Linked DNA regions of Homo sapiens: region 1 is linked to region 2. The links are chromatin contacts, found by Hi-C or POLR2A ChIA-PET in ENCODE. All regions are on one chromosome and are shown on one strand. Each heading gives the region's core, a stretch centred on a gene start or an enhancer-like site at or near the end of the contact. The rest is flanking DNA. Distances are from core to core; before and after follow the strand shown. Region 1 holds the start of SPMIP8 (sperm microtubule inner protein 8). Region 2 overlaps CNGB1 (cyclic nucleotide gated channel subunit beta 1).

Evidence for each region. Hi-C counts contacts between places; a loop is a spot of excess contacts on that map. ChIA-PET counts read pairs that join two places held with the same protein, here RNA polymerase II (POLR2A). Pooled maps may share reads with other maps.
Region 1: a map of heart right ventricle shows a loop between it and region 2 (2.1-fold over the local background). The contact joins the promoter of SPMIP8 here to the enhancer-like site in region 2. A Hi-C loop is called at or near these places in 6 of 168 maps with a recorded cell type or tissue (Right ventricle myocardium inferior, adrenal gland, astrocyte of the cerebellum and 3 more) and 3 of 50 pooled maps. POLR2A ChIA-PET finds 5 or more read pairs at or near these places in 8 of 52 experiments (BJ, H1, K562 and 4 more).

Annotation. Positions count from the first base shown.
Region 1 is chr16:57,973,991-57,978,471 of GRCh38, reverse strand. It overlaps SPMIP8 (sperm microtubule inner protein 8), which reads right to left and starts at 1,928. Exons shown (of 8, transcript NM_199456.3): 1 at 1,838-1,928; 2 at 433-657. The coding sequence starts at 655.
Region 2 is chr16:57,937,347-57,942,320 of GRCh38, reverse strand. CNGB1 (cyclic nucleotide gated channel subunit beta 1) reads left to right here. Exons shown (of 33, transcript NM_001297.5): 15 at 2,000-2,087; 16 at 2,729-2,891. Among named protein-coding and RNA genes, the nearest start is that of CNGB1, 31 kb to the left of the region's middle. RefSeq lists enhancers at 1,863-2,690, 2,691-3,518. Within about 2 kb of position 2,925, at least 5 of the 41 ENCODE cell types and tissues checked have a DNase peak (open chromatin) inside an H3K27ac peak, as active enhancers do.

The DNA.
Region 1 (4,481 bases), core at 679-3,178, 37 kb before region 2:
GCCTCCCAGGTTTAAGCAATTCTCATGCCTCAGCCTCCCAAGTAGCTGGGATTACAGGTGCCTGCCACCACGCCTGGTTAAGTTTTGTATTTTTAGTAGAGATGGGGTTTCACCATGTTGACCAGGCTGGTCTCAAACTCCTGACCTCAGGTTATCAGCCTGCCTTGGCCTCCCAAAGTGCTGGGACTGCGCCCAGCCTCTAAGTGTTTTTTGTGCCTTATCTCCTTCTAACCCCACAACAACACTTTGAGGTAGGCCTTGTCAATTATCCTCATTGTACTGAGCAGTAAACAGAGGCTCAGACCTGGCCAAAGTGTCCTGGGCAGGGAGCAGCAGAGCTGGGACTGGCCTCTTTCATCCTTGCATCTGTCTCCCTCTTTCCTGAAACCATCTGCCCCTTCCCCAAAGGGGATCCTACACTGGTGTCCTAACCTTTGCGGCAGTAGGTGGTGGACTGGCAGTGCTCATCAGGAAGGCAGGCCTTGACGGTGTCCCTGTCCATGTGGCGCAGGGTGGGCAGGGCTGGGTGGTAGAGCTGCTGCTTCACGCCCGCCAGCTGGTTGCGCTGCCGCTCCATGGGAAGCAGGATGGCCGGGGAGGCATACACATGTGTGGAGCCATCGTCCCAGGGCACCAGGTCAATGATGCGGGCCATAGCTGGGGGGCAGAGGGTTCTAAGGGGCTCACCCTGGGCTCATGCTGGCCAGACACCCTTCTCTGCATGAAAACAACCTTGGCCAGTGCCGATGTCTACTTGCCAAACATTTATTTAGCACCTACTGTGTGCCAGGCCATTTTTCTGGAGCTCAGCATGAGGTGGCAGGAACATTCAGATAACAGAAGATAACAGAGACAACCCTCCCACTCCCCTTCCAACACACACATACACACACACACACACACACACACACTCACATTGTGCCATGGCTGTGAGGGAGGTCAGTACAGAGTGTGTGTTTCTGGGGAGGCTGGGGTTAGGACATTCAAGGAATGGTCTAAAAGAGGTGGTATTTGAGTCTATTCGTTTTTTTTTCTTTCTTTCTTTTCTTTTTTTTTTTTTTTTTGAGACAGTCTCACTCTTCTGCTCAGACTGAAGTACAGTGGCGCCATCTTGGCTCAATGCAACCTCTGTCTCCTGGGTTCAAGTGATTCTCCTGCCTCAGCCTCCTGAGGAACTGGGATTATAGGCATCCACCACCACATGTGACTAGTTTTTGTATTTTTAGTAGAGACGGGGTTTCACTGTGTTGGCCAGGCTGGTCTCGAACTCCTGACCTCAAGTGATCCACCCGCCTCAGCCTCTCAAAGTGCTGGGATTACAGGTGTGAGCCACCTTGCCTGGCGAGTCTATTCTTAAATAATAAGCAGGAAAGTGCAGCAGCAAGCGGGTTCAGAATGTAGCTTAGTATGCCGTATACCTCTGGGTGAATAATTATGGACTTGCCCTAGCTATTTACCCAAAATTCTACAGATTGACTCAGAAAGATTTTCAGGAAGGGGAGCAACATGATATATTTAAACTAGAAAAGCATTACTGGATACCCAGTGCCTCCCTTTAAAAAGCAGATAGTCCCAGGAGCCTTTCAGTCATTTACACTTTAGTGAGAATTTGTTGAGACAGCTTGCTTTCTTCCTGACCCTGAGTTAGAGGTGAGAGGTGGAGGTGGAAGCTAGGGTGGCAGGAGGAGAGAGGACCTTAGATCATGGAGGAGCAGGGAGGGGGCATGGTGACAAGGCATGGGGAAGCTGCCTTAGGGGATGTGACTGCCTGGGGAGGGACAGGGAGGGGGATCACGGATATGGGGAAGAGAGCAAGGGCTCCCTGCTTCTGACTCACCAATAGCAGCTACCTTATCTGTAGGGCCCAGGCCCAGGTGCACAGGCTTATAAGGACTTTCAGTTCTTTGACTGCTCAATGGGCAGAAGAGGAAGGGAGGTGGACGAGCCCTTATTATGGACAGCAGCAGAATAAAGGAACATTGTGCACAGACAATGCCCATTGCAGCCTGATTCTGAGGCACCCACTCCTTAGCAACCCTGGCAACTACAGGCTCTAACAAGAGCCTGTGCCAGAATTCCTGTGCTCTGGCCACTCCCTTCCAGCCTTCCTGAAGGCTGTGGTCTCCCAGGCCTTAGCACAGGCCAGGCATCTTGGGAAATGTCAGATGGGGAGCTGGGGTTCCCTGGAGGTAGTCAGGCCAAGGCAGGCCAGAAATGGCTACTGAGCCCACTGCAGGCTGTGTAATCCTGGGCTAATTACCGCCTCTCTCTGGGACTCAAGGCTCTCCTCTGTGTTAGGCAAGGACTCTAGGATCTGCCGTTAGGAGGATCTGGATGCTGAGAGGGATCTCCCCTCCCTGGAACCCTCAGGGAAGAGGGCACTGCACTGTCTGCCAGCCCTTGAGTCTCCAGGAGTGGAGATTAGCTGTGGCCAGTATCCAGGGTAAGCGTGAGGGGATCAGGGAGAGTGGTGGACTCAGCAGGCCAGGGATTAGCAGATGATACTCCACCCTCAGCCCCTGCAGGACTGCAGGCTCCCAGAAAAGCCAGGCTGTGAGTGCCCAAGGCCAGCACCCCAAAGCCCTGGGGCCTGCCCACCATCCTGGTCACAACCATTAGAGACAGACCCCCAAGGTGAGGAAACCCCAGGAGATCCTAACTTATTTGCATATATTGGCATGTGCTTTTGCATATACCTGCCCAGGGGCTGAACCTGATGGGTCTTGGAGCCCCTCCTGTGAAATTCTTGTAGGATTTGTTTCCCCAGTTGCTCCTCCTCCAGTGCTCCATACAGCTTCCAGAACAGCATTCCTAACTGCTACCCCTTACAAAAAACCTTCCCAGAGTTGACTCCACTCACCACCCCACCCCCAATTTATTTCTTGACTCTTTTAAAGTTATAAAATAGAAGAAATACAGAAAGTGAATAAATATCTAATGTAACTAATAATTTACAAAATGAGACCCCGTATAACTACCACCCACCCTGGTCAAGACATGGAGTACTACTTTTAAAACAGTTTATCAGTTTCTTAAAAAATGAAACAGAAATGTACCATATGATTGGGTCATCTGGAAGATTCTACCCCAGGAGGCTTCCCAAGAGAAATGAAAGTATATTGTGAGGCACGATGGCTCACACCTGTAATCCCAGCACTTTGGGAGGCTGAGGTGAGCAGATCACTTGAGGTTGGGAGTTTGAGACCAGCCTGGCCAACATGGTGAAAACCTGTCTCTACTGAAAACACAAAAATTAGCTGGGCGTGGTGGTGCAAGCCTGTAATCCCAGCTACTCAGGACGCTGAGGCAGGAGAATCGCTTGAACCTGGGAGGCGGAGGTTGCAGTGAGCCGAGATCGCAGCATCGCACTCCAGTCTGGGCGGCAAGAGCAAGACTTCGTCTCAAAAAAAAAAAAGTATATATCTTCACAAAGACTTGCACACAAATGTTCATAGCAACATGATGTATCGCCAAAAAGTGGAAACAACCTGTGTCCACTGATGAGTGGATAAACTGTGGTGCGTCTATACCATGCAATACTCTTGGGCAATGAAAAGAAATGAAGTTCTGATACAAGCTACGAGGTGGATGAACCTCATAAAACATTACGCTACATCAAAGAAGCCAGATGTGAAAACTCACATATTGTATGACCCATTTATATAAAATGTCCAGGAAAGACAAATCTATAGACGCAGAAAGCAGATGTGTGGTTGCCTGGGACTGGGGTGTACGAATGAAGAGTGGTTATCATCTGGTGTGAGGGGTCTTACTGGGGCAACGGGAATGTTCTAAAACCAGATGTGGCAAGAGTTGCACAGTTCAGTCAATGTGTTAAAAATCATGAGTTAGGCCGGGGCGGTGGCTCACGCCTGTAATTCCAGCCCTTTGGGAACCCCGAGTGGGTGGATTGCTTGAGCCCGGGAGTTCGAGACCAGCCTGGGAAACATGGCGAAACCCTGTCTCTACAAAAAATATGAAAATTAAATGGGCATGGTGGCATGTGCCTGTGGTCACAGCTACTTGGGAGGCTGAGGTGGGATAATCACTTCAGCTCAGAAGGTCGAGGCTGCGGTGAGCTATGATCACGCCACTGCACTCCAGCCTGGGTGATAGAGTGACACCCTGTCTTAAATAAATAAATAAATAATAAGTAATATAAAAGTCATTGAGTTGTATACTTACCATGGGTGAATTTTATGGCATATATATTCCCATAAGCTTGTTTTGAAAAATAGATGCCAGCCAAGTTAGTAAAAGAAAGCAAGACATTGGCCCTGCCAGTCCCTAGAAGCTTCCACATACACCTTCCCAATTACAACCCCCAACCCAGCAAGAAGGAACCACTCTCCCATCTTGTAGTACAACCTGTGCTTTTATTTATGGGCAACTATGGAAAACTTTATTTAACAACTCTAGGCTTTATAGAAAACTAGAGGTGGCAAATGTACTTGTGTTTGTAGCCATAGACAGGACAGACT
Region 2 (4,974 bases), core at 1,676-4,175:
ATATATAAGATCAAATTATCTGCAAAGAGGAACAATTTAATTTCTTCCCTTCCAATTTGGATGCCTTTCATTTCTTCCTCTTGCCTAATTGCTCTAGCCAGGACCTCTTATAGTACATTGAATAGAAGTGGTGAGAGTGGGCCAGGCGTGGTGGGTCACACCTATAATCCTAGCACTTTGGGAGACCAAGGTGGGAGGATCACTTGAGCCCAGGAGTTTGAGACCAGCCTGGGCAATGTAGCAAGACCCTATCTCTACTAAAAATACCAAACCAAACCAAACCAAACCAAACAAAAACAAAAATAGCCAGGAGTGGTGGAGCATGCCTGTAGTCCCAGCTACTCGGGAGGCTGAAGCAGGAGGATGGCTTGAGCCTGGGAGGTTGAGGCTGTAGTGAGCCATGATCATGCCATTGTACTCCAGCCTTGGTGACAGAGTAAGACCCTGTCTCAAAAATAAATGAATAAATAAATAAATAAATAAAAAGGAAAAGAAAAATAAATAACTAGTGAGGGTGGGTATGCTTGTCTTGTTCTTGATCTTAAAGGAAAAGCTTTCAGCTTTTCACCATTAGGTATGATGTCAGCTGCGGGCTTGTCACATATGACCTTTATTGTATTGCGGTCCATTTCTTCTATATGTAATTGGTTGAAAGATTTGATCATGGAATGATGTTGAATGTTGTCAATTACTTTTTCTGCATCTATTGAGATGATCATATGATTTTGTTGCTGTGGTGTACCGCGTTTATAGATTTCTCAAGGTAATTTGGAGGAGGATCTGGGGAGACTTTTCATGCAGACTGCCTGGCACGCAGCCCAGGAGCCGCTGTGGCAATGTGATTACCGACTGATTTCTGCTGCCAAGCGGCTGGCTCCAGACCGACTAGGCAACAATCCCGTCTCCACCTTCCTGCCCCACCGTCCTTGCTCAGGAGGGCTGAGACTTGGCCCTCTGGGTAGAGAATGATGCATTCAAGTTTCCTGGGTGGCAGACACCCCAGAGCATCCTCTGTGAACCCCTGGATGACAGGAGTCTGAGGGGTGGGGAGGGGGTGTTAGGAAGCAGGAACTAATCCTAACTACAAAAATCACATTAGTCCCTGGTCCTGAGTCATCATTTTAACCCAGAGGTCGCACACGGACATCTAATTTAGCCTGGAGATGGGCTCTTTTGGCTACTACATATTAATAAAGATATATTAATTTGAATTATCAGCATCTAAATATCAGACAACTTTACCTTAGAAACATATATTTCAGGCTCTGTTTGAAAATGGAATGATCTGGCCACCTGGGCCCCCTTTTCCAGCGGAGTGGGGTTGCTGCCTTCAAATGGACATGGGTTCGCTAATTTGCCACAGCCCTCCCTGCCCACTGCACCCTCACCCCTGGCCCTATCACTTATGTATGCCTGCTGCTTGGGCCCGGCACCCATGAAAACTTCAGCAGTTGCAGTGGCTCTGATCTCATGGCATGGGAAGAACCAGGGCCTGGGTTTGAGGTTTGTGTGGTTTGGGACAATTTGCTGTGTGATTTTGCCAGGTCACTTCACCTCTCTGGGCCTCACTTTTGTCATGCTCTACCCATCACCAAGATTGCCTGGAGACTGGGAGACCCCAGATGACAGCTCCTCCAACCGTCCTCCATGCATTTCTCGCACATGTTGTTCTCATTTCCTGGACAACCTTTTCCTCCCCACCATTCTTTGTGGTAAAATCATCATCCTGGAGGCTCAGCTTACAGGCCACCTCCTCTAGGAAGCCCTCCTTCCTAGCAGAGTTGTGGCATGTCCTTCACAGTGCCTTGCTGAGTGCATGTCTCAGATGGGGTGATTGTTAGTAGGACACTGCCCTGGAGGCTCCTGAGGTTGAGACTGGTTCTTGGGCATCTCTGTACCCTCCGCTCCTGGCACAGAGCGTGGCCCTCAGCAGGGCTGGGGAAACCTTTAACACCCTAACCCAGTCCTTTTATCCTCCCCACCCCGCCCCGGGTCACAGGGTGCTGCTGGATAGCTGTGTGGTGTCGCAGGTGGGCGTGGGCCAGAGTGAAGAAGACGGGACCCGGCCCCAGAGCACTTCAGATCAGGTATGAGAAGCACCAGGCACTGGCACCTCTGAGGCCTGGCTTGGCATTGGTGGAAGGATGGGGACCTTGTCCACTTTGCTTACAGGGGGAGTTTTGGCTGGTAAGATGCCCGCAGGACAGAGGGAGCAGGGTGGCGGGTCCTGCGAGGCCCCCTCTTGGCAGGGGTCAGATAGCGGCCCAGGCCGTGGGTGGGGAGACGGGTGGACCCAGCTCGAGTCCTCCTGTGGGTGCCTGGCTTGGGGCAAGTCGCCTCCCCACTCTGGGTCCCAGTGGCCACCTGTGCACGAGGGGGCTACAGACGCCTCCCTTGGGCCTGTAGGAGGACCCAAAAGGGCTTGCACACTGTGAAGAGTGGTGCTGTCGATGCTTTGTTCCCCCATGTGCCAGGCTGCGAGTGTCCCTCATCACAGGTGACACGTCCAGCTGTTAGGACCCGTAGGTCCTGGGTGCACTGCCCTCTACAGGTTGTAGGCTACTCCCAGGATGCCCAGAAGGTGGGCTGGCAGGACCTGACTGGCTGGGCAGGGCAAGAAGCAGAACTGGGCCCATGTGGACTTCTGAAGGCAGATCTAACAGGAGCTGCTGAGACTAGGGCTGGGGGCTGATGGTCACAGTTTCTGTTTTCACTTTATTCTCTGCAGAAGCTGTGGGAGGAAGTTGGGGAGGAGGCCAAGAAGGAGGCTGAAGAGAAGGCCAAGGAGGAGGCCGAGGAGGTGGCTGAAGAGGAGGCTGAAAAGGAGCCCCAGGACTGGGCGGAGACCAAGGAGGAGCCTGAGGCTGAGGCCGAGGCTGCCAGTTCAGGAGGTAGGTGTGGTGGTGGTGGTGATGGGTTGCGCAAGAATGTCTGAGGTCCTTTTAGGCTGGAGGCAGCCTTCGTGCAGGGGCAACCCCTCCTCCTCTCCCTCCATCTCCTTCCCCCCATTGCCCCCTCAGCCACCCTGTCTTCAGGAAAATCCCATCCTTGGTGTCTTGGGGCCACATTATCAGAGCCTACTGATACATCTCAAAGGTTCTAAGGAATTTCACTGAGGCCCAGGACTCCCAGTGGCGCCGGGGAAATCCCGATCCCAGCCAACTCCTTCCTTCCAGCCTCTCCCTGCCAGCCCCTCCTGCAGGCCCCTCCTAACCAGCCCCTCCCAGCCAGTCCCTCCTGCCAGCCTCTCCTGCCACTTCCGCTCAATGAGGATGCAGCTCTTGGGCTACCGCCCAGTGAGGGTTTGGCTCAGACATCACATAGCTGAGTGAAAACTGGAACCAGAACTTCCTAACAGAGTGTCCTGGACTCCATGTCTCTTTATGAGCTTTTCCTGATCTCCAGCTGTACCCAGCACATACATTTTGCTGTGATTTACCACCCTGCCCTCAATCCTGAGAACTCAAGCAATGGCGGAGAAAGAGTCCCAAGGAGTCCAGCAACAGCTGGACCCTGGAGCTGGGACAGGTGGGACCCAACCCCTGGCCGGCAGGTGTTGCGTGCCTTACACTCCACATTCCCCACGCAATGGGTCTTCAGCCGCTCTGTGAGGCAGACAGACCATTTTACAGATGAGAAAACTGAGGCTCTGTGTGTGCGGATTTGGCCAAGAGGTCAAGGCACAGACCTGCATTTCACTCCTGGCTCCTTTCTCTCTTCCTTGCTGTGTGACCCAGAGCCAGTTCTGTGACCTGTCTGAACCATGACTTCCAAATCAAGAAAAAAGGGGCAATAATAGTACCTAGCTCACAGGTTGCTGGGCAGAGTAGGGGAGACAATGTGTCCAAGGCACCCCAAACTGTGGCTGGCACTGAGGGAGGAGTCAATATTGGGACGAGGATGTGTCTCGGCCAGCGAGTGGTTGAAATGGGACTGGACCCAAGTGTCCTAACCCTGGGTATCCTGAGCTTGCTCCCTACTTGGTCTTTGAAAAGTGTTCTCTGTTAACTTCAACACATATTTATAGGAATTCCTACTAAGTCCAGGCCTGGGGCTGGGTCCCCACATGGATGAAAAAGACCAGGAGCAAACAGGTGCAGGCTTGGTTCAGTGGGGTGGGTTCTGCCCCTTCCCAGGTGATTTGGAAGCAGGTGGTCTGGGACCCACACTCTGAGAAATGCTGAGGCATAGCCATTTGCACTCAAAAGTATGGACCTAGACCCAGCAGCTTTGGCGTAACCCAGGAGCTGGTTAGAAATGAGTAACTTGGGCCGCGATCCAGACCTGCTAAATCAGACTCCTCGTGGTAACAAGATCTCCTGGTGATTTGTCTGCACATTTGTGTTTGAGGGGCAATAGCCTTGAGCCCTGGTCCTCAAACCTGACAGCCCATTGGAATCACCTGGGGAGATTTAAAAATTCCTGCTGCCAGGCCTCATCCCAGCCATTAAGTCAGAATCTCTGGGAATGGGCCTGGGTAACAGAAATTGTCAAACCTTCCCAGGTGATTCCAATGCACAGCCCAGTTGGGGAACCAGGGCCATAGGAAGAGTTACTGCTTCTGGTTGGAAGTGAAATTAGTTGACCTCCAGGGCTGCTTTGGACTGGAAAATTCTACCAGGCTAAGAATGTTCGAGTCCTGGGTTTCTTGGGTCTAAGAATCTGAGATTCTGTGAGTTCTGGGTTCTTTGATTCTAATATTTTTGGGAAATGCTGCCGGTGGTTGGTAAGTGGAGGGAGCATGGGAAGTTGGGGGCCTCCTGGGCTGTCCCTCGGTGCTCCTGGGTGGGCCAGCCACATGACCTGATGACACATTAGACGTTGAACTCCAGGGACAAGAGCGATGCTTCTGGCTTTGGGTAGCACTGCTGAAAATGCAGGTAGGCACCAGGCTGGTCGTGTTAGGCTGGTGGGAGGACCCCCACCTATTGTCTCCTCCAACTCTGTGCTCCTAATTGCAGTCCCCAGGGTCAC